Regions from separate parts of the Homo sapiens genome. Here regions 2, 3, 4 and 5 are each linked to region 1. A link is an interaction called in ENCODE POLR2A ChIA-PET data of the cell type or tissue named here. Cell type or tissue: endothelial cell of umbilical vein. All regions are shown on one strand.

Evidence for each region. Peaks named below come from ENCODE experiments on the same cell type or tissue, not always from the same donor. Only the 100,000 strongest peaks of a DNase experiment are listed, where the experiment ranks them.
Region 2: POLR2A ChIA-PET joins it to region 1 with 5 read pairs; 9 of 35 experiments call an interaction of 5 or more read pairs at or near these places.
Region 3: POLR2A ChIA-PET joins it to region 1 with 5 read pairs; 2 of 35 experiments call an interaction of 5 or more read pairs at or near these places.
Region 4: POLR2A ChIA-PET joins it to region 1 with 6 read pairs; 12 of 35 experiments call an interaction of 5 or more read pairs at or near these places.
Region 5: POLR2A ChIA-PET joins it to region 1 with 7 read pairs; 12 of 35 experiments call an interaction of 5 or more read pairs at or near these places.

The regions. Positions count from the first base shown.
Region 1 is chr1:145,278,826-145,283,825 of GRCh38, reverse strand. RNVU1-14 (RNA, variant U1 small nuclear 14) reads right to left here and starts at 2,710; the gene lies at 2,547-2,710. It also overlaps the pseudogene LOC101060170. RefSeq lists silencers at 1,994-2,333, 2,501-2,790 and an enhancer at 2,235-2,959. In endothelial cell of umbilical vein, no CTCF peak of the experiment used is centred here; a DNase peak (open chromatin) is centred at 2,615; H3K4me3 peaks cover 937 bases.
Region 2 is chr1:144,410,796-144,415,795 of GRCh38, reverse strand. It overlaps RNVU1-15 (RNA, variant U1 small nuclear 15), which reads right to left and starts at 3,220; the gene lies at 3,056-3,220. RefSeq lists enhancers at 1,369-2,058, 2,059-2,746, 2,613-3,321 and silencers at 2,827-3,121, 2,946-3,295. In endothelial cell of umbilical vein, no CTCF peak of the experiment used is centred here; DNase peaks (open chromatin) are centred at 3,115 and 3,554; H3K4me3 peaks cover 1,028 bases; H3K27ac peaks cover 798 bases.
Region 3 is chr1:146,385,215-146,390,214 of GRCh38, reverse strand. All of the region lies in intron 3 of LOC112268274 (a long non-coding RNA gene), which reads left to right. It overlaps LOC100996756 (a long non-coding RNA gene), which reads right to left and starts at 3,668. Exons shown (of 2, transcript XR_159169.5): 1 at 2,893-3,668; 2 at 2,126-2,669. In endothelial cell of umbilical vein, no CTCF peak of the experiment used is centred here; a DNase peak (open chromatin) is centred at 2,674; H3K4me3 peaks cover 289 bases; H3K27ac peaks cover 719 bases.
Region 4 is chr1:144,550,277-144,555,276 of GRCh38, reverse strand. RNVU1-2A (RNA, variant U1 small nuclear 2A) reads left to right here and starts at 3,334; the gene lies at 3,334-3,498. It overlaps LOC105379574 (a long non-coding RNA gene), which reads right to left and starts at 3,062. Exons shown (of 2, transcript XR_001737761.2): 1 at 2,619-3,062. In endothelial cell of umbilical vein, no CTCF peak of the experiment used is centred here; DNase peaks (open chromatin) are centred at 3,076 and 3,466; H3K4me3 peaks cover 1,115 bases; H3K27ac peaks cover 1,095 bases.
Region 5 is chr1:144,543,735-144,548,734 of GRCh38, reverse strand. No RefSeq gene overlaps it. Among named protein-coding and RNA genes, the nearest start is that of RNVU1-2A, 5.7 kb to the left of the region's middle. In endothelial cell of umbilical vein, no CTCF peak of the experiment used is centred here; DNase peaks (open chromatin) are centred at 1,686, 2,050 and 2,304; H3K4me3 peaks cover 771 bases; H3K27ac peaks cover 1,019 bases.

The DNA.
Region 1 (5,000 bases):
CAGCACTTTGGGAGGCCGAGGCGGGCGAATCACGAGGTCAGGAGATCGAGACCATCCTGGCTAACACGGTGAAACCCCGTCTCTACTAGAAATACGAAAAGAAATTAGCCGGGAGTGGTGGCGGGCGCCTGTAGTCCCAGCTACTCGGGAGGCTGAGGCAGGAGAATGGCGTGAACCCGGGAGGCGGAGCTTGCAGTGAGCCAAGATAGCGCCACTGCACTCCAGCCTGGGAGGCAGAGGGAGACTCTGTCTCAAAAAGAAAAAAGAAAAAAAAAGAAAAAAGAAAAGAAAGAAAACAGGAACTAGGGAGGGGCAAGGAAGCAATCAGGATGAATGAGGGGTCCGGCATCTCATTGTCTGGGTGACTTTCAGTTCTTTGATATCTTTTTTGAGAGGCCTGAAGGAAGGAACTCAAATAAAACAAATATCGAGTTTCAAACTTTCAGATCAGAAGGGTCCATTTCTATGTTTATCCAAAAATCTACGTATGGGACTATTGGGTGGGTTTCAGACCAAGAAAGAGTGTGCATATCAAAGTCTGCGGTTAACCAAAGAGAAAACATAATTTTCCGACCAATAGGATGTATGGGGGTCAAAGAACGACCAGCCTACAGTACTGTTTATTGGCCTGAGCATACGGAAGGATGAAGTTGCACCAGCGAAATGGGATTAAGCTGCAGGTGCGGGCTGGGCGCGGTAGCTCACACCTGTAATCCCAGCACTCTGGGAGGCTGAGGTGGGTGGATCACTTGAGATCAGGAGTTTGAGACCAGCCTGACCAACATGGTGAAACCTCGTCTCTAATAAAAATACAAAAATTAGCCGGGCGTCATGGCGGGCACCTGTAGTCCCAGCTACTAGGGAGGCCGAGGCAGGAGAATTGCTTGAACCCGGGAGATGGAGGTTTTAATGAGCCGAAATTGCGCCACTGCCCTCCAGCCCAGGCAACAGACCGAGACACCTTCTCAAGCAAAAATAAAAACAAAAAGCTGCAGGTGGAAAAAAAAGTCTGGATTTTGGTTCAGAGCCCCTGGGGCCTTCCTCAGTAGTTTTCTCTTTCCTTGAAAAAGGAAGCTTGTCTCAGTCTCTGCATCTCTCTGAGTCCTTTTGGAGATTGAGGATGGTGAGGTCTCAGTGCTTGGCCCCCTTCTAACTCTGGGTACCTCCCCTCCCGTGGGTCAACCTGGTCCAGTGCACAGGCCCCAGCTCCGACGACCATCTCCCCCCTACCCTTTGCTCCCAGCAAAGGCCATTTCTAGGTCAGTCGTGAGGTACAGCCAGGACAGGGCAGCTCGCTCCGAGATTTTTGGCTCTCGAAGGCCTTGAGCGCTGTGGTTCTGCAGAACGCTGTCTGCCTCTGGTGGAGGAACTGACACCCGCTGGAGAAAGTGTGGAGGGAAGCGAGGGCTGCACCTGCACGCAGGAGCTGAGGCAAGCGGCGGTTCCCAGCTCTCAGTGCAAAAGACATTTGTCATCTGAGAGGCTGGACTCAGTTATTATAATTTTCAATTTTGTCAATAAAAACCGAATGGAAATTTGTTTTCTTACTTGTAGAAACCTCCTCACAAGACCTCCCATCTTACATTCCAGGGAGACTTAGCAGGGTATTCCGCCAAGACATAGGTTAGACTGCGGTTCTGAACTGCAGACCTCGATGCCCTGCGCCGGGGCACCAGGGCATGGGCAAAGCCCTCCCCCTACACAAAGCAAGGGTGTTATGCCTACAACCGAACGGGGACACTAAGAGCCCCCAACATGCACGGTTTTCATTCCAAAGAAAACCACCAGTTCTGAGTACAACTTCCACCTGGCTCTATTAACTGAGTACACGTTTCCCCAGCACAGAAATCCTACAAACTCCCGTGAATGCTGTGGTGAAAAGCAGGAGCTGCCAGGGCAAGATGGATCGCACCTGTAATCCCAGCACTTCAGAAGGCTGGGCGGACCACTTGAGCCCAGGAGTTGGAGCCCAGCCTGAGCAGAATGGTGAAACCGCTACGAAAAAAGAAAAAGAAAGAGAAAGAAAAGAAAAGAAAAAAAAAAAAAGAGAAAAAACTAGCCGGGTGTGGTGGCGTGCGGTTGTCCTACTCGGGAGCCTGAGATGGGAAGATCGCGCCACTTCTCCAGCCTGGACGGTACAGCGAGACTTGTCTTAGGGAGGGGGGGAAAAAACAACAACAAAAAAACAGAGGCTAAGAGGTAACTCCGAGGATGACAGAAAACACCAGAGTTTTTAAGAGATGTTAGAAGCCCTGGGAGCACTGAACAAACCAGAAAGCTCCCGACCCTTGATCCCTGAGCTCCACCTAGCAAGTACCGCGGCAGCTAACCTGGGAGAACAACCCAACCAACAGAGACTGAAATTCGCCTCCCAAGAGAGCAAGTGGATAGTTCTAAGCTGTCCCCAAACATGGCCTCACAAAGGAAAACTAACCGTTGCGAACGGAAACAACTGACCGGACAGAACACAGCCACAAAACACGAGCCCGCACCCTGAATTACAAAAACACTTACGGCTCACCTACTATTCGCACCACAGAAGCACCAAGAGAAAGCGCGAACGTAGTTCCCTACTATCACAAATTATGCACTCGAGTTTCCCACACTTGGGGAAATCGCAGGGGTCAGCACATCCGGAACGCAATGGATAAGCTTCGCCCTGAGAAAAACCACCTTCGTGATCATGGTATCTCCCCTTCCAGGTAAGTATGAGCTTTTGCACCTCCGCCCCGCCACAGCCTCACACGCTTCACCCTTTACACGCACGGTCACTTGCCCCGCGAACGCCCCCCCCCCCACCCCACCCCCCCACCGCCCACAGCCCTCCTAGCCCTGACACACAGCTGGGACTCTCAGGTCCGACCAGCGGTCCTGAACCCGCTCCCACGGCACGGGAACTCCTTAGTGGCGAAGCAGCAGCCCCTGCGCTGCCTCATCTACATAGAAATCGCCCTATCCGTGATGTCACCGACAGCGCCTTTCCCAGTCCCCGTCTGCTCTTCCGCCCCACCCTCCGCCGACTCAGCCGATCAACCCGCTGCCGGAGCTGGCGGAGGAAGTGACGTCTGTCTCTTTCTCCTTTTCCTCCTGCCATTGTCCTTTGGGGAGGTGTGCAGAGATCCCGCGTCTGGTCTCCCCCTAAGACTGTGGTACTTGATCTGTGTCCTGCAGAGAACCCTTCTGGCGGCCAACAGGAAGCTTGTGCACCCTTCTTCAGATAATGTCTTTTAATGCGCAGACTTGAACGTTTAGGATTACAAGGAAAACCGGTTCCTTTCAAACCTGTTTATCTTTGTGATGTAGCATTCCGTTTCAAGTTGAAAGCCGTTCAATGTCAGAGAGAAAACATATCTATGAAACCAGAGAGGCTGCTCAGATGGGTTGCAAACTAGCCATCCTTACTGGTTTTACCACTAGAAGTGTTACAAAGACAGTTGTCCAATTTTATGAATCTTGAAGGGTTTTTTGTTGTTGTTGTTGTTATTTCAAATACAGTGTAATACAAAAATATGTGGCCCCCGCAGAGACGATTGGACACTCTCAGGCATGGTGATGGAGTTTGTCATCTCTTCCACGGCCATCTCAGAACCTTAGTGCTTACCTCATGTTAGTATTTTATATTCTCCAAAGACACAAAGATAATCCCAATTTGACAAAACAAACAAAAAAACATCTAGGGCATGTCTTATTTGAGGCGCTTAACAAATGACTGGATCATCTCCCTTGTATATAACCCAGAAAACACTGTGAAGTAGAGCAAAATTGGAAAGCCCAAGTCAAAGACCATTTGCAAATTTCAAGTAGATTCCAGTCTGTTGCTCAAATCACAAAACATGAAATGGAGGGGTCTCCCTTGGAGACCATAAAGTCTGTGACATGGTGGCCAGTTGGGTCACTGGAAAACATGGCAAAATATTGAAAATGAGGGATTAGGTGAGAGTGTAGCAACTGAACACTAAATGCTTGATCCAGGTGCCATTCCTGGATACTGACAGGGAGACACATTGTCCAGGTAATACTGGAAAAATACTTTCTATAGTGTAAACCACAAATAAAATTCCAAGCCCCTCAACTATTTGAATGCACCCCTCCTCTCAGCCAGGGTCATTCCAAAGTTAACCTGAAAAACTGGTTCAGACCATGATGGGAAGTAGGGGTCAGATATGCCTCATTATACCCTCCTTCCTTTGGAATTCAGGCACAACTGACCAGCACATCCGACCAGGCCCAACTGACATTACAACAGCGATCTCAAGACTTTTTGTAGCAATAAGACACCAAACTCCAGGCTGACTCTAGTGTAGCATTACATGACAGATAGCAGGCCCTGAAAGAAATACAAATATTTTACCCTAAAATACATTTTTTATCATATTTTGAAATGTCCCTACAAAGTTGTCTCTTGTGGGGAAAGTCTACATGCTACAGGGAATCCCTTTCCAGGCCTTTTCCCTAATCTAGGCACCTTTTTAAGTCTGATAAGAAACATTTACAATCAATTCTCTCTGAAGCCTGCTACCTGGAGGCTTCATCTGCATAATAAGAACAACCCCTTAACACAGAGACTGCCTTCTATGGATTCCAGGTCTTTAGATAAACTCTTTCAACCAATTGCCAGTCAAAGTATCAGAAAATAACGGCTGGTAACTATGTAATTATGCATATATATGAGTAGAATTTTGGGGGTGGGCACAGTGGCTCATGCCTGTAATCCCAGCACTCCCTCAGGAGGCTGGCAGATTGCCTGAGTCCAGGAGTTTGAGACCAGCCTGGGAAACATGGTGAAACCCCATCTCTACAAAAAAAAAAAAAAAAAAAAAAATTAGCCAGGCATGGTGGTGAGCACCTGTGGTCCCAGCTACTCAGGAGGCTGAGGTGGGAGGGTTACTTGAGCCTGGGAGGTGAAGGTTGCAGTGACCCAAGCTTGCAACACTGCACTTCAGCCTGGATGACAGAGGAATGGGCCTTCACTAGACACTGAACCTGCTGGCAACTTGATC
Region 2 (5,000 bases), 870 kb after region 1:
CCTCGCGGGCTCCTCGCAAATTGAATAAACGCCCCCTGAAGCTTCTCTTCAAGTCACAGGGAAGGGGAAGGTGGCTGCCGACCCGGCGGGAGAAGCCGGCCCTGCCCCTGGTCCTTGAAGACAGGTTTGGCCAGGCTGATTTTGACTGGTAGGCCCAAAGAAAAGCCTCAAGGGCAGACCAAACTCCGACAGGCTCCGAGATTAAGGCTTTCAAACGTCTGATCGTTTTCAGCTTGGTCAGTAAAATCGATCCCGCCTTTATCAGGAGATTCCTTTGCCAAAGTTCAGAGAACTGGGGTTCCCGCTGCTTGCCACACAGAAAACCGATCACTGAGACGGTTATTGCCAAGGAAGAGGCTTTAATAGGGTGCTGCAGCGGAGGAGATGAGAACTCAGTCTCAAATCCATCTCCCTGACCAACCAAAATTAGAGGCTTAGATGGCAGGGAAAGAATGTGACAATGTGTAAGAAAACAGGAACTAGACCAGGCGCGGTGGCTCACGCCTGTAATCCCAGCACTTTGGGAGGCCGAGGCGGGCGGATCACGAGGTCAGGAGATCGAGACCATCCTGGCTAACACGGTGAAACCCCGTCTCTACTAGAAATACGAAAAGAAATTAGCCGGGCGTGGTGGCGGGCGCCTGTAGTCCCAGCTACTCGGGAGGATGAGGCAGGAGAATGGCGTGAACCCGGGAGGCGGAGCTTGCAGTGAGCCAAGATAGCGCCACTGCACTCCAGCCTGGGAGGCAGAGGGAGACTCTGTCTCAAAAAGAAAAAAAAAAAAAGAAAGAAAAGAAAGAAAACAGGAACTAGGGAGGGGCAAGGAAGCAATCAGGATGAATGAGGGGTCCGGCGTCTCATTGTCTGGGTGACTTTCAGTTCTTTGATATCTTTTTTGAGAGGCCTGAAGGAAGGAACTCAAATAAAACAAATATCGAGTTTCAAACTTTCAGATCAGAAGGGTCCATTTCTATGTTTATCCAAAAATCTACGTATGGGACTATTGGGTGGGTTTCAGACCAAGAAAGAGTGTGCATATCAAAGTCTGCGGTTAACCAAAGAGAAAACATAATTTTCCGACCAATAGGATGTATGGGGGTCAAAGAACGACCAGCCTACAGTACTGTTTATTGGCCTGAGCATACGGAAGGATGAAGTTGCACCAGCGAAATGGGATTAAGCTGCAGGTGCGGGCTGGGCGCGGTAGCTCACACCTGTAATCCCAGCACTCTGGGAGGCTGAGGTGGGTGGATCACTTGAGATCAGGAGTTTGAGACCAGCCTGACCAACATGGTGAAACCTCGTCTCTAATAAAAATACAAAAATTAGCCGGGCGTCATGGCGGGCACCTGCAGTCCCAGCTACTAGGGAGGCCGAGGCAGGAGAATTGCTTGAACCCGGGAGATGGAGGTTTTAATGAGCCGAAATTGCGCCACTGCCCTCCAGCCCGGGCAACAGACCGAGACACCTTCTCAAGCAAAAATAAAAACAAAAAGCTGCAGGTGGAAAAAAAAAAGTCTGGATTTTGGTTCAGAGTCCCTGGGGCCTTCCTCAGTAGTTTTCTCTTTCCTTAAAAAAGGAAGCTTGTCTCAGTCTCTGCATCTCTCTGAGTCCTTTTGGAGATTGAGGATGGTGAGGTCTCAGTGCTTGGCCCCCTTCTAACTCTGGGTACCTCCCCTCCCGTGGGTCAACCTGGTCCAGTGCACAGGCCCCAGCTCCGACGACCATCTCCCCCCTACCCTTTGCTCCCAGCAAAGGCCATTTCTAGGTCAGTCGTGAGGTACAGCCAGGACAGGGCAGCTCGCTCCGAGATTTTTGGCTCTCGAAGGCCTTGAGCGCTGTGGTTCTGCAGAACGCTGTCTGTCTCTTGTGGAGGAACTGACACCCGCTGGAGAAAGTGTGGAGGGAAGCGAGGGCTGCACCTGCACGCAGGAGCTGAGGCAAGCGGCGGTTCCCAGCTCTCAGTGCAAAAGACATTTGTCATCTGAGAGGCTGGACTCAGTTATTATAATTTTCAATTTTGTCAATAAAAACCGAATGGAAATTTGTTTTCTTACTTGTAGAAACCTCCTCACAAGACCTCCCATCTTACATTCCAGGGAGACTTAGCAGGGTATTCCGCCAAGACATAGGTTAGACTGCGGTTCTGATCTGCAGGCCTCGATGCCCTGCGCCGGGGCACCAGGGCACGGGCAAAGCCCTCCCCCTACACAAAGCAAGGGTGTTATGCCTACAACCGAACGGGGACACTAAGAGCCCCCAACATGCACGGTTTTCATTCCAAAGAAAACCACCAGTTCTGAGTACAACTTCCACCTGGCTCTATTAACTGAGTACACGTTTCCCCAGCACAGAAATCCTACAAACTCCCGTGAATGCTGTGGTGAAAAGCAGGAGCTGCCAGGGCAAGATGGATCGCACCTGCAATCCCAGCACTTCAGAAGGCTGGGCGGACCACTTGAGCCCAGGAGGTGGAGCCCAGCCTGAGCAGAATGGTGAAACTGCTACGAAAAAAGAAAAAGAAAGGAAAGAGAAAGAAAAGAAAATAAAAAAAAAAAGAGAAAAAACTAGCCGGGTGTGGTGGCGTGCGGTTGTCCTACTCGGGAGCCTGAGATGGGAAGATCGCGCCAGTTCTCCAGCCTGGACGGTACAGCGAGACTTGTCTTAGGGAGGGGGGGAAAAAACAACAAAAAAAACAGAGGCTAAGAGGTAACTCCGAGGATGACAGAAAACACCAGAGTTTTTAAGAGATGTTAGAAGCCCTGGGAGCACTGAACAAACCAGAAAGCTCCCGACCCTTGATCCCTGAGCTCCACCTAGCAAGTACCGCGGCAGCTAACCTGGGAGAACACCCCAACCAACAGAGACTGAAATTCGCCTCCCAAGAGAGTAAGTGGATAGTTCTAAGCTGTCCCCAAACATGGCCTCACAAAGGAAAACTAACCGTTGCGAACGGAAACAACTGACCGGACAGAACACAGCCACAAAACACGAGCCCGCACCCTGAGTTACAAAAACACTTACGGCTCACCTACTATTCGCACCACAGAAGCACCAGGGGAAAGCGCGAACGCAGTCCCCTACTATCACAAGTTATGCAGTCGAGTTCCTCACATTGGGGGAAAATGGCAGGGGTCAGTACACCCGGAACATAACGGATAAGCCTCGCCCTGAGAAAACCACCTTCGTGATCATGGTATCTCCCCCGCCAAGTAAGTATGAGCTTTTGCACCTCCGCCCCGCCACAGCCTCACACGCTTCACCCTTTACACGCACGGTCACTTGCCCCGCGCACGCCCCCCCCCCCCACCCCCCCCGCCCCCAGCCCTCCTAGCCCTGACACATAGCTGGGACTCTCAGGTCCGACCAGCGGTCCTGAACCCGCTCCCACGGCACGGGAACTCCTTAGTGGCGAAGCAGCAGCCCCTGCGCTGCCTCATCTACATAGAAATCGCCCTATCCGTGATGTCACCGACAGCGCCTTTCCCAGACACCGTCTGCTCTTCCGCCCCACCCTCCGCCGACTCAGCCGATCAACCCGCTGCCGGAGCTGGCGGAGGAAGTGACGTCTGTCTCTTTCTCCTTTTCCTCCTGCCATTGTCCTTTGGGGAGGTGCGCAGAGATCCCACGTCTGGTCTCCCCCTAAGACTGTGGTACTTGATCTGTGTCCTGCAGAGAACCCTTCTGGCGGCCAACAGGAAGCTTGTGCACCCTTCTTCAGATAATGTCTTTTAATGCGCAGACTTGAACGTTTAGGATTACAAGGAAAACCGGTTCCTTTCAAACCTGTTTATCTTTGTGATGTAGCATTCCGTTTCAAGTTGAAAGCCATTCAATGTCAGAGAGAAAACATATCTATGAAACCAGAGAGGCTGCTCAGATGGGTTGCAAACTAGCCATCCTTACTGGTTTTACCACTAGAAGTGTTACAAAGACAGTTGTCCAATTTTATGAATCTTGAAGGGTTTTTTGTTGTTGTTGTTATTTCAAATACAGTGTAATACAAAAATATGTGGCCCCCGCAGAGACGATTGGACACTCTCAGGCATGGTGATGGAGTTTGTCATCTCTTCCACGGCCATCTCAGAACCTTAGTGCTTACCTCATGTTAGTATTTTATATTCTCCAAAGACACAAAAATAATCCCAATTTGACAAAACAAACAAAAAAACATCTAGGGCATGTCTTATTTGAGGCGCTTAACAAATGACTGGATCATCTCCCTTGTATATAACCCAGAAAACACTGTGAAGTAGAGCAAAATTGGAAAGCCCAAGTCAAAGACCATTTGCAAATTTCAAGTAGATTCCAGTCTGTTGCTCAAATCACAAAACATGAAATGGAGGGGTCTCCCTTGGAGACCATAAAGTCTGTGACATGGTGGCCAGTTGGGTCACTGGAAAACATGGCAAAATATTGAAAATGAGGGATTAGGTGAGAGTGTAGCAACTGAACACTAAATGCTTGATCCAGGTGCCATTCCTGGATACTGACAGGGAGACACATTGTCCAGGTAATACTGGAAAAATACTTTCTATAGTGTAAACCACAAATAAAATTCCAAGCCCCTCAACTATTTGAATGCACCCCTCCTCTCAGCCAGGGTCATTCCAAAGTTAACCTGAAAAACTGGTTCAGACCATGATGGGAAGTAGGGGTCAGATATGCCTCATTATACCCTCCTTCCTTTGGAATTCAGGCACAACTGACCAGCACATCCGACCAGGCCCAACTGACATTACAACAGCGATCTCAAGACTTTTTGTAGCAATAAGACACCAAACTCCAGGCTGACTCTAGTGTAGCATTACATGACAGATAGCAGGCCCTGAAAGAAATGAAAATATTTTACCCTAAAATACATTTTTTATCATATTTTGAAATGTCCCTACAAAGTTGTCTCTTGTGGGGAAAGTCTACATGCTATAGGGAATCCCTTTCCAGGCCTTTTCCCTAATCTAGGCACCTTTTTAAGTCTGATAAGAAACATTTACAATCAA
Region 3 (5,000 bases), 1.1 Mb before region 1:
TTCAGTACTTTGATAGCTTTTTTGACAGGCCTGAAGGTCATTTCCTGAGGAAGGAACTCAGATAAAACAAATACTAAGTTTCTTTCTTTTTTTTTTTTTTTTTTTGAGACGGAGTCTTGCTCTGTCGCCCAGGCTGGAGTGCAGAGTGGCGCGATCTCAGCTCACTGCAACCTCCGCCTCCCAGGTTCATGCCATTCTCCTGCCTCAGCCTCCCGAGCAGCTGGGACTACAGGCACCCACCACCACACCCAGCTACTTTTTTGTATTTTTAGTAGAGACGGGGTTTCACCGTGTTAGCCAGGATGGTCTCGATCTCCTGACCTCGTGATCCACCCGCCTCGGCCTCCCAAAGTGCTGGGATTACAGGCGTGAGCCACCGCACCCGGCCAACAAATATTAAGTTTCAAGCTGTAAGACCAGAAGGGTCCATTTCTAGGTTTATCCAAAAAAGCTACATATGGGACTGTGGGGTGGTTTTCAGACCAAGAAAGAAAAAGATTGTGCAGACCAAAGTCTGCAGTTAACCAAAGAAAAAACATAATTTTCTGACCAATAGGATGTATGGGATCAGAGAATGACCAGGCTATAGAAGAACCGTTTTTTGTCCTGAGCATAGGGGAAGGATGAAGTTGCACCAACTAAGGTGGAATTAAGCTGCAGATGGGGAAAAATCTGGATTTTGGTTCAGAGCCCTGGGGTCTTCCTTGAAAGAAGAACCCTGTCTCGGTTTCTGCCTCTCTCTGAGTCCTTTTGGAGGTTGAGGATGCTGAGGTCTTGGTGCTTGGCCCCCTCTAGCCCTGAGTACTTCCCCTCCTGCAGGGCAACCTGGCCCAGTGCCCAGGTCCCAGCCCCAGCGACCATTTCCCCCTACTTTGCTCCTAGCAAAGGCCTGAAGGCCTAGCGGTTCCTGCAGAACCGCTGTCTCCCTCTTTTGGATAAAGCAGAGAGGAAATGACCTGTGTGGAGGGAATCAGGGGCTGCATCTGCACGGAGGAGCTGAGGCAAGTAGGGCAGTTGCGGTCTGTCAATGTAAAGGACATTTGCCATCCAGGAGGTTGGGCTGTTATTATTAGTTTTTAAATTCGTCAATACAAACTTCAGGGAAATGTGTCTTCTTACTTGTAGGAACCTCACAAGACCTCCCATCTTATATTCCAGGGAGAATTGCTGCGTATTACACGAACACATAGGTGAGACTGCCATTCTGACCTGCAGGCCTCGATGCCCTGTGCAGGGGCACCAGGGCACTGGCAAAGCCCTTTCCATACAAAGAGCAAGCGTGTTATGTCTACAACCCAATGGCACCAGTTCCAAGTACAATTTCTACTTGGTTCTATGAGCTGAGTACACGTTCCCCCCAGCACAGAAATCCTACAAACTCCCATGAATGCTATAGGGAAAAGCAGGGGCTAGCCAGGTGTGATGGATCATACGTGTAATCCCAGCAGTTTAGAAGGCCAAGGCAGGGCGGATCACTTGAGTCCAGGAATTGGAGACCAACCTGGGCAACATGGCGAAACTTCAACTCTTAAAAAAACAAAACAACAACAACAACAACAACAAAACAAGAACAGAAATTAGCCGGCTGCGATGGCTCGTGCCTGTGCTACTCCAGAGGCTGAGGTGGGAGGATCGCTTGAACCAAGATCCCACCAGATACAGTGAGACTCTGTCTCAGGGAAAAATACAAACAAAAAAAAGAGGCTCTGTAAGAGGTGACTCCGGGGACAATGGAAAAACACTAAGGTTTTCAAGTGGTGTTAAAAGCCAGTAGGCCTTGGGGACCACTGAGCAATCTACAAAGCAGGGAAGCCTAGATCCCTGAGCTCTGCCCACCAAGTACCACCACAGCTAACATGAGAGACCTCCCCCACAGAGACTGAAATTTGCCTCCTGAGGAAACAAGTGACTACAGACATCTGTCCCAGGACAGTAAACAAGAAAATAAGGTCTCACAAAAACAAAAACAGCTGACCACACCATACAATCACTGAGACTGGGCCTGCGACTATAGATGAAAAAAACAAATGCTGTCTATTATTCATACCATGAAAGACCAGGGGAAAGCACGAACGCAGTCCCCTACTACTGTTGCGGGAATCAGGAGAACAAAGAGACCAACGGGTGGAACAGAAGGATTTTATTGAATGCACTCGGGCCTAGCATGAGCCCCGAAGAAAGACAGGGGGCTTGACTTTTATACACACTTCTGAAAGGGGGTTGGCTAGTTTGAATGGTGCAGCAGGAATTTGATGGTGTGAAACTCGCGGGGCAGGCAAGAGGGCTTACAGAAGCAGAAAGAAGGCAGTTAATCAAACTGTGACAGGTCTTGCAACGCAAGCACAGCTGGTAACCTTGCAGCTGCACTGAATGGAAATCAGGAACTTACAAAACTTGAATAATGACAAGTGGCAAGGGGGAAAGACAAGGCAGTAAAGACATTTGTTGTTTTTCCTCTTATACTTGCTGGGGGCGGACCGTGTTGACAAAGTCGCTGGAAATCACTGTCAGAGATGTAGCTTTTAGGATAGTATTGTCCAGGATCTGCTAGGCTCTATCCACTGCAGGCCTTGGTGGGGGGGAGGGGGGCCCTGCCAAGCACAGGAAAACTTGTCTTTTCGTTGTAACTTCTGCTTCGTTACTACAAATTACACAGCTGAGCTTCCCACCTTGGAGAAAATGACAGAACAGCACACTTGAAATGAAATAGTTGAGTCGGGTTTAAAAGGCATTTCAGTAACCATAATATCTGCCCTGCCACATAAATAAGATTGCACCTATCTCCGCCCCGCCACAGCTCCATACGCCTCACCCTTTAAACGCACAGTCACTTGCCCCAGCACCACTCCAGCCAATCCCCAACCACCCCCAGCCCTCCTAGCCCTCACACACAGCTGGGACTCTCAGGTCCGACCAGCGGTCCTGAACCCGCTCCCACGGCACGGGAAATCCTTCGTGGCGAAGCAGCAGCCCCTGCGCTGCCTCATCTACATAGAAACGCCCTATCGGTGATGTCACCGACAGTGCCTTTCCCAGTCTCCTTCTGCTCTTCCGCCCCACCCTCCGCCACTCAGCCTACCAACCCGCTGGGGGAGCCGACGGAGGAAGTGACGTCTGCTGTCCCACCTCTCCCTCCCGCCCTTGTCCTTTCCGGAGGTGCGCCCAGACCCCGCATCTAGTATCCCCCAAAGAAGCGACTACTTAACCTGTGTCCTGCGGAGGACCCTTCTGGCGGCCAGCTGGAAGCTGTGCGCCGGTCTTCAAATAGTGGCTTTTAATTCGCAGACTAGAACGTTTAGGATTACAAAGAAAACCGTTTCCTTTCAAAGCTGTTTATCTTTGTGAAGTAGCATTTTGCTTAAAATTGGAAGCCTTTGACTATCAGAGAGAAATCACATCTATGAAACTAGAGAGGCTGCTCAGATGACTGCAAACCAGCCATCCTTGCTGGTTTTACCAGTAGTAGTGTTATAAAGAATGTTGTCCAATTTCATGAGTCTCGTAGGTTTTTTTTTTTGTTTTTCAAATACAGTATTGTACAAAAAGGAAGCAGAATGTGGTTGCTGTCACAATGTAATGCCTCTCTGGGCCTGAGAATTTGGAAAGGCTCACACTCCTCATAAAAGTTCTCTTCTTTCCTCATTCTCCCTTTAGATAAAAAGTCTTTTTTTTTTTTTTTTTTTGAGACGGAGTCTCGCTCTGTCGGCGGGATCTCGGCTCACTGCAAGCTCCGCCTCCCGGGTTCACGCCATTCTCCTGCCTCAGCCTCCCGAGTAGCTGGGACTACAGGCGCCCGCCACCACGCCCGGCTAATTTTTTGTATTTTTAGTAGAGGCGGGGTTTCACTGTGTTAGCCAGGATGGTCTCGATCTCCTGACCTCATGATCCGCCCGCCTCTGCCTCCCAAAGTGCTGGGATTACAGGCGTGAGCCACCGCGCCCGGCCAGATAAAAAGTCTTTCTTGAAAGCATTGTCGATCAAAAGCTGTATCTCTCCTTGCCAGAAAGGCTCATTCCCAGATAGTCCTGTCCCACACTGGGGGCAGGGGAGGAAAGGAGCCCTCTCACTAAGGAATTTTTAACAGTGCCCAGAAGCTGAATTGGCATCACAGAATTGGGGGCGGGGGGGGGGGGGAGACAGAGAGATCTCGGCCAATTCTATAGTTGCTGTCACTTGTTGAATCATCTCTAGTCTTCAGAGTACCATGAATTTCGTTTCTCAAAAGAAGTAAAACAATGAGAAATACATAACATTAATAATTTGACTAGTGGAGATATAATGCACACAAGAATGATAATCACAAAGAGAATCTATATCCCGAAACAGTAAGGGAACCTATTCCATTAGGCAGCCAACTGAAAACATCAGGGAAAACATCAAATACCATTTCTTCTTTAGTGATTTCTTGTAGCCAAGTGGCTTCTTTTCTAATTTTTTTTTCTAGAGAAGGTTCTACTGCATGGGAAACATTTATGTATATGCAACAAAAGGTATTTGCCACCACACATACATCTCCCTGCTCAGCTAAATATATCATCTAAAGTGATGTGATTACCTAGTACAACCTTAGCCAGTGAATAAATAGCTTTTTATTGAGCTGCAAAAGAGGCCGCAGTTTCGTCAGCAATGTTTTTCTTTCTTTTTTCTTTTTCTTTCAGAGACAGCATCTGTCTCTGTGGCCTAGGCTGGAGTGCAGTGGTGCCATCATAGCTCACTGCAGCCTCCAACTCCTGGGCTTAAGTGATCCTCCTGCCTCAGCCCCCGAGTCACTGGGATTACAGGCCAGAGCCACCATGCCTGGTTTTCATCAGCAGTGTTTCCTGAGGTTACAGAAAGATTTATAATCCTGGGAAGAAACACTCCCTTGAAGCAAAAGTGCTCTCCCCGCAAAAATGCAAGGAGCTATCTTCTTGCTAGCCGGGCAGATAATTCTCAGGTTTTGCCGCACTGAATCTCTATCTAAAATAGAGCAGTGGTCATGCCTAGTGAAAAGTTAGAGG
Region 4 (5,000 bases), 730 kb after region 1:
TCCTGACCTCGTGATCCGCCCCCTACGGCTTCCCAAAGTGCTGGGATTACAGGCGTGAGCCACCGTACCTGGCCCATTACGTTATTTTTTTTAAAATCAATGTGACTCTTTTGACAAATTAGAATGGCTCAATAATCTTGGTTACGCTGGGCACGGTGGCTCACGCCTGTAATCCCAGCGCTTTGGGAGCCAGAGGTCAGGAGTTCGAGATCAGCCTGGCCAACATGGTGAAACCCTGTCTCTACTAAAAATACAAAAATTAGCCGGGCATGGTGGCGGGCTCCTGTAATCCCAGCTACTCAGGAGGCTGAGGCAGAAGAATTGCTTGAACCTGGGAGGCAGAGGTTGTAGTGAGCCAAGACCGCGCCACTGCACTCCAGCCTGGGCGACAGAGTGAGACTCTGTCTGAAGGAAAAAAAAAAAAGAGAGAGAGAGAGAAATTTGGTTTTAGAACAAGACAAATTAAATGGGAGACTTACTTGCAATGAGACCTAGAAATTTCCAAATTTCTAAATTTCTAAAATTTCTAAAAGAACTGAGAAAATTGCGCCGGGCGCGGTGGCTCAGGCCTGTAATCCCAGCACTTTGGGAGACCGAGGCGGGCGGATCATGAGGTCAAGAGATGGCGATCATCCTGGCCAACATGGTGAAACCCCGTCTCAACTAAAAATACAAAAAATTAGCCGGGCTTGATGGCGGGCTCCTGTAGTCCCAGCTCTCGGGAGCCTGAGGCAGGAAAATTGCTTGAATCCGGGAGGCGGAGGTTGCAGTGAGCCGAGAGCACACCACTGCACTCCCGCCTGCCAATAGAGCCAGACTCCATCTCAAAAAAAAAAAAAAAAAAAAAAAAAAGAACTAAGAAAATTGCCTCCATTGAGGAAGTAAGCTTAAGGAGGTAAACTGACACGTTTTCTGAATTGAGAAATATTGAGGAGGCTTTGTCTCTTTCGCCTCCAACTGCTCCTTCTCCTCCTGCCCCTGCACCTGCATAGTCTTTCTTACCTGAGCCTTCCTGTCCTGCCTTGCCTCTTCTTCCATCACCATCACCTGAGGAAAGTCCCCAGGGCTCTGGCCCCTTCCCTGAAACTTCTGTTCTGACAGCCCCTTTCAAGGTAAAACCCAAACCCACAGGAAGAGGGGAGCCTACCATTGTGTACACCGCTTCACCAAAATGTGAATTAAGAATATTATAGCCGGGCGCGGTGGCTCACGCCTGTAATCCTAGCACTTTGGGAGGCGGAGGCGGGCGGATCACAAGATCAGGGGATGGAGACCATCCTGGCTAACACGGTGAAACCCCATCTCTACTAGAAATACAAAAAATTAGCGGGGCGTGGTGGCGGGCGCCTGTAGTCCCAGCTACTCAGGAGGCTGAGGCAGGAGAATGGCGTTAACCCGGGAGGCGGAGCTTGCAGAGAGCCGAGATCGCGCGACTGCACTCCAGCCTGGGCAACAGAGCAACACTTCATCTCAAAAAAAATAAATAAATAAAAATAAATAAAAAAAAATAAAGGACTTCCCTGATCTAAAGTTAAACACATTTCGTTCTTCTGTTTCTAAAGCAGGCTCCAAGATCCTATAGGCTTTGGCAGAAAATTCGACTTAACTGTCGAAACCTTTGAGCCCAAATATTCTGGCCTTTATCAATTAATTCACATTCTGGTGAAGAAGGCAAGGCCACTAACTGGTTGCAAAAGGCAAATTGGAAGGATTTTCAAGCAGAACATGAAAGGTTCACATTTTAGCCAAATATGTGCATGTTGCCATTCCCCAGGTCCTTCCTAAAAATATAGATTGGAGGATAATTCAGCAATGTACTAAAAAGCCAGACAAATCTGCCTTTGCTTACTTAAAATGGTTTGAGAGCCAGGCGTGGTAGCTCATGCCTGTAATCCCAGCACTTTGGGAGGCTGAAGCGGGTCGATCCCTTGAGGTCAGGAGTTCGAGACCAGCCTGCCAACCTGGTGAAACCCTGTCTCTACTAAAAACACAAAAATTAGCCAGGTGGCTACTCAGGAGGCTGAAGCAAAAGAATCGTTTGAACCCGGGAAGTGGAGGCTACAGTGAGCTGAGATCCTGCCACTGCAATACAGCCTGGGTGACAGAGCGGGACTCTGTCTCAAAAAGAAAAAAATTAGCAGGGTAGTAGAAATATAATGCACACGAGAATGATAATCATGAAGACAATCTGTATTCCAGAATAGTAAGGGAACCTATTCCATTAGGGAGCCAACTGAAAATATAAAATCGCAGTTCACACCCCAGGGTGTGGTGTCACATGCCTGTAGTCCCAGCTACTCGGGAGGATTGGTAAGGAAGTTTGCTTGAATTCATGAGGTCAAGGCAGAAGTAACCCTGATCGTGCCACTGCACTCCAGCCTGGGGGACAGTGAGACCTTGTCTCAAAAACAAACTAAAAAACAAACAAAAACCCCCACAAAACCAGACAACAACAACAAATTGTCTCCTCACTCTGAACTGACAGCGGCAAACAACACTTTGCTATTGGAAAATTGAAAGAAAAACACTCCCTCTTGCTGTCAACCTGCCTTCTTGCCCTAACATTTCTGACCCATGGTTTAAAATGCCCAAAAGCTGATGTACTCAATTTCACTTACCTGTTCTGCACCAGCATTTATTTTTGTGTGGAGGAGATCACCATGCATGGTCCTATAAATGTCTAATGGCATGGAATCATGAAGGGCCGTGTCTTTTAGGATATTTGGATATTTATACACATATACATATATATATATATATCTGAAGAAACCCAACATTACATATATATATGTAAGCGGAATGCTTCATCACAAGGGTAAGGACGTGAAAAAAAAGTTTCTTTTGTCATCCTAAACGTTCTCGTCTGCGAATTAAAGGCCATTATTTGAAGAAGGGTGCCCAGGCTCCAGCTGGTCGCCGAAAGGTTGCTCCGCAATAGAAGCTAAGGACCAGCTTCTTTGGGAGAGAACAGACAAGGGAGCGGGAGAGAAAAAAGGGAGAGACAGACGTCACTTCCCTTTGCCGGCTCAGCAGCGGGTTGGTCGGCTGAGTTGGCGGAGGTTGGGGTGGAAGAGCAGACGGGGACTGGGAAAGGCACTGTCGGTGACATCACGGATAGGGCGACTTCTATGTAGATGAGGCAGCGCAGAGGCTGCGCTTCGCCACATGCTGCTTCGCCACGAAGGAGTTCCCGTGCCGTGGGAGCGGGTTCAGGACCGCTGGTCGGACCTGAGAGTCCCAGCTGTGTGTCAGGGCTAGGAGGGCTCGCGGGTGCGCGGGGAAGTGACCGTGCGTGTAAAGGGTGAGGCGTACGGGGCGGAGGTGCAGGAGCTCATATTTACTTGGCAGGGGAGATAACGTGACCACGAAGGTGGTTTTCCCAGGGCTGAGGCTTATTCATTGTACTCCGGATGTGCTGACCCCTGCGATTTCCCCAAATGTGGGAAACTCGACTGCATAATTTGTGGTAGTGGGGGGCTGTGTCCGTGCTTTTCCCTGATTTCTTTTTTTCTGGTTTCAAAAATAGACCGTACGCTCCTTGTTACTGCTTTCTTTCATTGGTTTGTGTTTTTTGTGGTGCCCTTAAGTGTTACTGTTACAGTCAGAAGCCTGCAAAATAGGAAGTGGCATGTCGCTGTCTTTCTCGCTGGAGAAGTAAGGAGTGTCAGCCGGTTTATCCTAGGCTAACCAGCGCGAAGACTGCATAGCTCTTCCCTTTGAACATAAGGCTGCTTATTGCAGAAATTGATCCACGGTCTCCAGCGTCTTGGGTTCTCACGCTCTGTGAAGATTTTCGTGTTTTTCTCTAGCTTCCAGAGTCCCCTTTTACACAGCGTCTGCTTCTAACCGCAGCCCCCTCAGGAGTTTGTAGGATTTCTGTGCTAGCGGGGAATGTGTTCTCACCTCACAGAGCCAGGTACAAACTACGCAGACGGGGGCTGTTCTTTGGGATGAAAGCAGGGCCTTTGGGGCTCTTAGTGTCCCCGTTCGTTTGCAGACATAACACGCTTACTTTGTGGAGTGGAACGGCTCTCCCGGAGCCCAGGTGCCCTAACGCAATTCATCGAGGCCCGTAGGTCAGAACCGCAGTCTCACCTGTCTTGGCCGAAATGCGCTGCGGTCCTCCCTGAAACATAAGGCGGGAAGTTTTATGAGGAGACGGGTCCAGTTTCCCTACTATCTCCTGCCGTTTACATATCTAGTCTATCTTCAGACTTTATTTAAGCGACAGCTTCTTGTTTGATGTCTCGCTTCTACATCCTACATCCACTGCCAGGCAGCTTTCTAGATAGCACCCCGACCCATCCTTCCCACCCCCAAGCAGCCCTTTCCTATTTCTGGCGCCAGTGTCCTCCCCCCTTCCTCTTTCTTCAAGACCCCCCTTATCACCTTCATGGACAGAAAATACTTAGCTCTCTCCGAACCTGCAGTTTGCACCTGACACGCGTCAGTACCCTGGAAAATTCCTTAATACCCCTTCTCAAATGGCACTGTAAATTCATCTCTTTTTAACTCCCAGAAGTATCTAATTGGTTTTGTCCCCGCACTACATGAATAGTAGTATTTCAGTACAGAAGAAAACCCCAGGCCTAGCGATGGCCGTTCTGGGCATTTTGCCAGCCTCTCCCAGGGTGCGTTTTCTGACCTCACCTACTTCTGATCAGCTGAGGTCAGGAGTTCGAGACCAGCCTGACCAACATTGCGAAACCCCGTCTGTACTAAAAATACCAAAAAAAAAAAAAAAAAAAAAAAATGCCCAGCGTGGTGGTGTATGTCAGCAAGGCTGTAATCCAAACTACTCAGGAGGCTGAGGCAGGAGAATCTCTTGAACCCAGGAGGCAGAGATTGCAGTGAGCTGAGATCCTGCCACTGCATGCAATACAGCCTGGGCAACAGAGTGAGGCTCTGTCTCAAAAAAAAAAAAAAAAAAGAAAAGAAAAGAAAAAAGAAAAAAAAATTAGCAGGTTAGTAGAAATATAATGCACACGAGAATGGCAACC
Region 5 (5,000 bases), 740 kb after region 1:
ACTAGGCATGACCACTGCTCTATTTTAGATAGAGATTCAGTGGGGCAAAACCTGAGAATTATCTGCCCGGCTATCAAGAAGATAGCTCCTTGCATTTTTGCGGGGAGAGCACTTTTGCTTCAAGGGAGTGTTTCTTCCTAGGATTATAAATCTTTCTGTAACCTCAGGAAACACTGCTGATGAAAACCAGGCATGGTGGCTCTGGCCTGTAATCCCAGTGACTCGGGGGCTGAGGCAGGAGGATCACTTAAGCCCAGGAGTTGAAGGCTGCAGTGAGCTATGATGGCACCACTGCACTCCAGCCTGGGACACAGAGACAGACGCTGTCTCTGAAAGAAAAAGAAAAAAGAAAGAAAAACATTGCTGATGAAACTGCGGCCTCTTTTGCAGCTCAATAAAAAGCTATTTATTCACTGGCTAAGGTTGTACTAGGTAATCACATCACTTTAGATGATATATTTAGCTGAGCAGGGAGATGTATGTGTGGTGGCAAATACCTTTTGTTGCATATACATAAATGTTTCCCATGCAGTAGAACCTTCTCTAGAAAAAAAATTAGAAAGGAAGCCACTTGGCTACAATAAATCACTAAAGAAGAAATGGTATTTGATGTTTTCCCTGATGTTTTCAGTTGGCTGCCTAATGGAATAGGTTCCCTTACTGTTTCGGGATATAGATTCTCTTTGTGATTATCATTCTTGTGTGCATTATATCTCCACTAGTCAAATTATTAATGTTATGTATTTCTCATTGTTTTCATGGTACTCTGAAGACTAGAGATGATTCAACAAGTGACAGCAACTATAGAATTGGCCGAGATCTCTCTGTCTCCCCCCCCGCCCCCAATTCTGTGATGCCAATTCAGCTTCTGGGCACTGTTAAAAATTCCTTAGTGAGAGGGCTCCTTTCCTCCCCTGCCCCCAGTGTGGGACAGGACTATCTGGGAATGAGCCTTTCTGGCAAGGAGAGATACAGCTTTTGATCAACAATGCTTTCAAGAAAGACTTTTTATCTGGCCGGGCGCGGTGGCTCACGCCTGTAATCCCAGCACTTTGGGAGGCAGAGGCGGGCGGATCATGAGGTCAGGAGATCGAGACCATCCTGGCTAACACAGTGAAACCCCGCCTCTACTAAAAATACAAAAAATTAGCCGGGCGTCGTGGCGGGCGCCTGTAGTCCCAGCTACTCGGGAGGCTGAGGCAGGAGAATGGCGTGAACCCGGGAGGCGGAGCTTGCAGTGAGCCGAGATCCCGCCGACAGAGCGAGACTCCGTCTCAAAAAAAAAAAAAAAAAAAAAAAAGACTTTTTATCTAAAGGGAGAATGAGGAAAGAAGAGAACTTTTATGAGGAGTGTGAGCCTTTCCAAATTCTCAGGCCCAGAGAGGCATTACATTGTGACAGCAACCACATTCTGCTTCCTTTTTGTACAATACTGTATTTGAAAAACAAAAAAACAAACCTACGAGACTCATGAAATTGGACAACATTCTTTATAACACTACTACTGGTAAAACCAGCAAGGATGGCTGGTTTGCAGTCATCTGAGCAGCCTCTCTAGTTTCATAGATATGATTTCTCTCTGATAGTCAAAGGCTTCCAATTTTAAGCAAAATGCTACTTCACAAAGATAAACAGCTTTGAAAGGAAACGGTTTTCTTTGTAATCCTAAATGTTCTAGTCTGCGAATTAAAAGCCACTATTTGAAGACCGGCGCACAGCTTCCAGCTGGCCGCCAGAAGGGTCCTCCGCAGGACACAAGTTAAGTAGTCGCTTCTTTGGGGGATACTAGATGCGGGGTCTGGGCGCACCTCCGGAAAGGACAAGGGCGGGAGGGAGAGGTGGGACAGCAGACGTCACTTCCTCCGTCGGCTCCCCCAGCGGGTTGGTAGGCTGAGTGGCGGAGGGTGGGGCGGAAGAGCAGAAGGAGACTGGGAAAGGCACTGTCGGTGACATCACCGATAGGGCGTTTCTATGTAGATGAGGCAGCGCAGGGGCTGCTGCTTCGCCACGAAGGATTTCCCGCGCTGTAGGAGCAAGTCCAGGACCACTGGCTGGACATGAGAGTCCCAGCTGTGTGTTAGGGCTAGGAGGGCTCGGGGTGGTTGGGGATTGGCTGGAGTGGTGCTGGGGCAAGTGACTGTGCGTTTAAAGGGTGAGGCGTATGGAGCTGTGGCGGGGCGGAGATAGGTGCAATCTTATTTATGTGGCAGGGCAGATATTGTGGTTACTGAAATGGCTTTTAAACCCGACTCAACTATTTCATTTCAAGTGTGCTGTTCTGTCATTTTCTCTAACGTGGGAAGCTCAGCTGCGTAACTTGTAGTAACGAAGCGGAAGTTACAACGAAAAGACAAGTTTTCCTGTGCTTCGCAGGCCCCCCCTCCCCCCCCACCAAGGCCTGCAGTGGATAGAGCCTAGCAGATCCTGGACAATACTATCCTAAAAGCTACATCTCTGACAGTGATTTCCAGCGACTTTGTCAACACGGTCCGCCCCCAGCAAGTATAAGAGGAAAAACAACAAATGTCTTTACTGCCTTGTCTTTCCCCCTTGCCACTTGTCATTATTCAAGTTTTGTAAGTTCCTGATTTCCATTCAGTGCAGCTGCAAGGTTACCAGCTGTGCTTGCGTTGCAAGACCTGTCACAGTTTGATTAACTGCCTTCTTTCTGCTTCTGTAAGCCCTCTTGCCTGCCCCGCGAGTTTCGCACCATCAAATTCCTGCTGCACCATTCAAACTAGCCAACCCCCTTTCAGAAGTGTGTATAAAAGTCAAGCCCCCTGTCTTTCTTCGGGGCTCACGCTAGGCCCGAGTGCACTCAATAAAATCCTTCTGTTCCACCCGTTGGTCTCTTTGTTCTCCTGATTCCCGCAACAGTAGTAGGGGACTGCGTTCGTGCTTTCCCCTGGTCTTTCATGGTATGAATAATAGACAGCATTTGCTTTTTTCATCTATAGTCGCAGGCCCGGTCTCAGTGATTGTATGGTGTGGTCAGCTGTTTTTGTTTTTGTGAGACCTTATTTTCTTGTTTACTGTCCTGGGACAGATGTCTGTAGTCACTTGTTTCCTCAGGAGGCAAATTTCAGTCTCTGTGGGGGAGGTCTCTCATGTTAGCTGTGGTGGTACTTGGCGGGCAGAGCTCAGGGATCTAGGCTTCCCTGCTTTGTAGATTGCTCAGTGGTCCCCAAGGCCTACTGGCTTTTAACACCACTTGAAAACCTTAGTGTTTTTCCATTGTCCCCAGAGTCACCTCTTACAGAGCCTCTTTTTTTTGTTTGTATTTTTCCCTGAGACAGAGTCTCACTGTATCTGGTGGGATCTTGGTTCAAGCGATCCTCCCACCTCAGCCTCTGGAGTAGCACAGGCACGAGCCATCGCAGCCGGCTAATTTCTGTTCTTGTTTTGTTGTTGTTGTTGTTGTTTTGTTTTTTTAAGAGTTGAAGTTTCGCCATGTTGCCCAGGTTGGTCTCCAATTCCTGGACTCAAGTGATCTGCCCTGCCTTGGCCTTCTAAACTGCTGGGATTACACGTATGATCCATCACACCTGGCTAGCCCCTGCTTTTCCCTATAGCATTCATGGGAGTTTGTAGGATTTCTGTGCTGGGGGGAACATGTACTCAGCTCATAGAACCAAGTAGAAATTGTACTTGGAACTGGTGCCATTGGGTTGTAGACATAACACGCTTGCTCTTTGTATGGAAAGGGCTTTGCCAGTGCCCTGGTGCCCCTGCACAGGACATCGAGGCCTGCAGGTCAGAATGGCAGTCTCACCTATGTGTTCGTGTAATACGCAGCAATTCTCCCTGGAATATAAGATGGGAGGTCTTGTGAGGTTCCTACAAGTAAGAAGACACATTTCCCTGAAGTTTGTATTGACGAATTTAAAAACTAATAATAACAGCCCAACCTCCTGGATGGCAAATGTCCTTTACATTGACAGACCGCAACTGCCCTACTTGCCTCAGCTCCTCCGTGCAGATGCAGCCCCTGATTCCCTCCACACAGGTCATTTCCTCTCTGCTTTATCCAAAAGAGGGAGACAGGGGTTCTGCAGGAACCGCTAGGCCTTCAGGCCTTTGCTAGGAGCAAAGTAGGGGGAAATGGTCGCTGGAGCTGGGACCTGGGCACTGGGCCAGGTTGCCCTGCCGGAGGGGAAGTACTCAGGGCTAGAGGGGGCCAAGCACCAAGACCTCAGCATCCTCAACCTCCAAAAGGACTCAGAGAGAGGCAGAAACCGAAACAGGGTTCTTCTTTCAAGGAAGACCCCAGGGCTCTGAACCAAAATCCAGATTTTTCCCCATCTGCAGCTTAATTCCACCTTAGTTGGTGCAACTTCATCCTTCCCCTATGCTCAGGACAAAAAACGGTTCTTCTATAGCCTGGTCATTCTCTGATCCCATACATCCTATTGGTCAGAAAATTATGTTTTTTCTTTGGTTAACTGCAGACTTTGGTCTGCACAATCTTTTTCTTTCTTGGTCTGAAAACCACCCCACAGTCCCATATGTAGCTTTTTTGGATAAACCTAGAAATGGACCCTTCTGGTCTTACAGCTTGAAACTTAATATTTGTTGGCCGGGTGCGGTGGCTCACGCCTGTAATCCCAGCACTTTGGGAGGCCGAGGCGGGTGGATCACGAGGTCAGGAGATCGAGACCATCCTGGCTAACACGGTGAAGCCCCGTCTCTACTAAAAATACAAAAAAGTAGCTGGGTGTGGTGGTGGGTGCCTGTAGCCCCAACTGCTCGGGAGGCTGAGGCAGGAGAATGGCATGAACCTGGGAGGCGGAGGTTGCAGTGAGCCGAGATCGCGCCACTGCACTCCAGCCTGGGCGACAGAGCAAGACTCCGTCTCAAAAAAAAAAAAAAAAAGAAAGAAACTTAGTATTTGTTTTATCTGAGTTCCTTCCTCAGGAAATGACCTTCAGGCCTGTCAAAAAAGCTATCAAAGTACTGAAATTCATCCAGAAAATGAGATGCTGGGACCCCTCATTCATCAT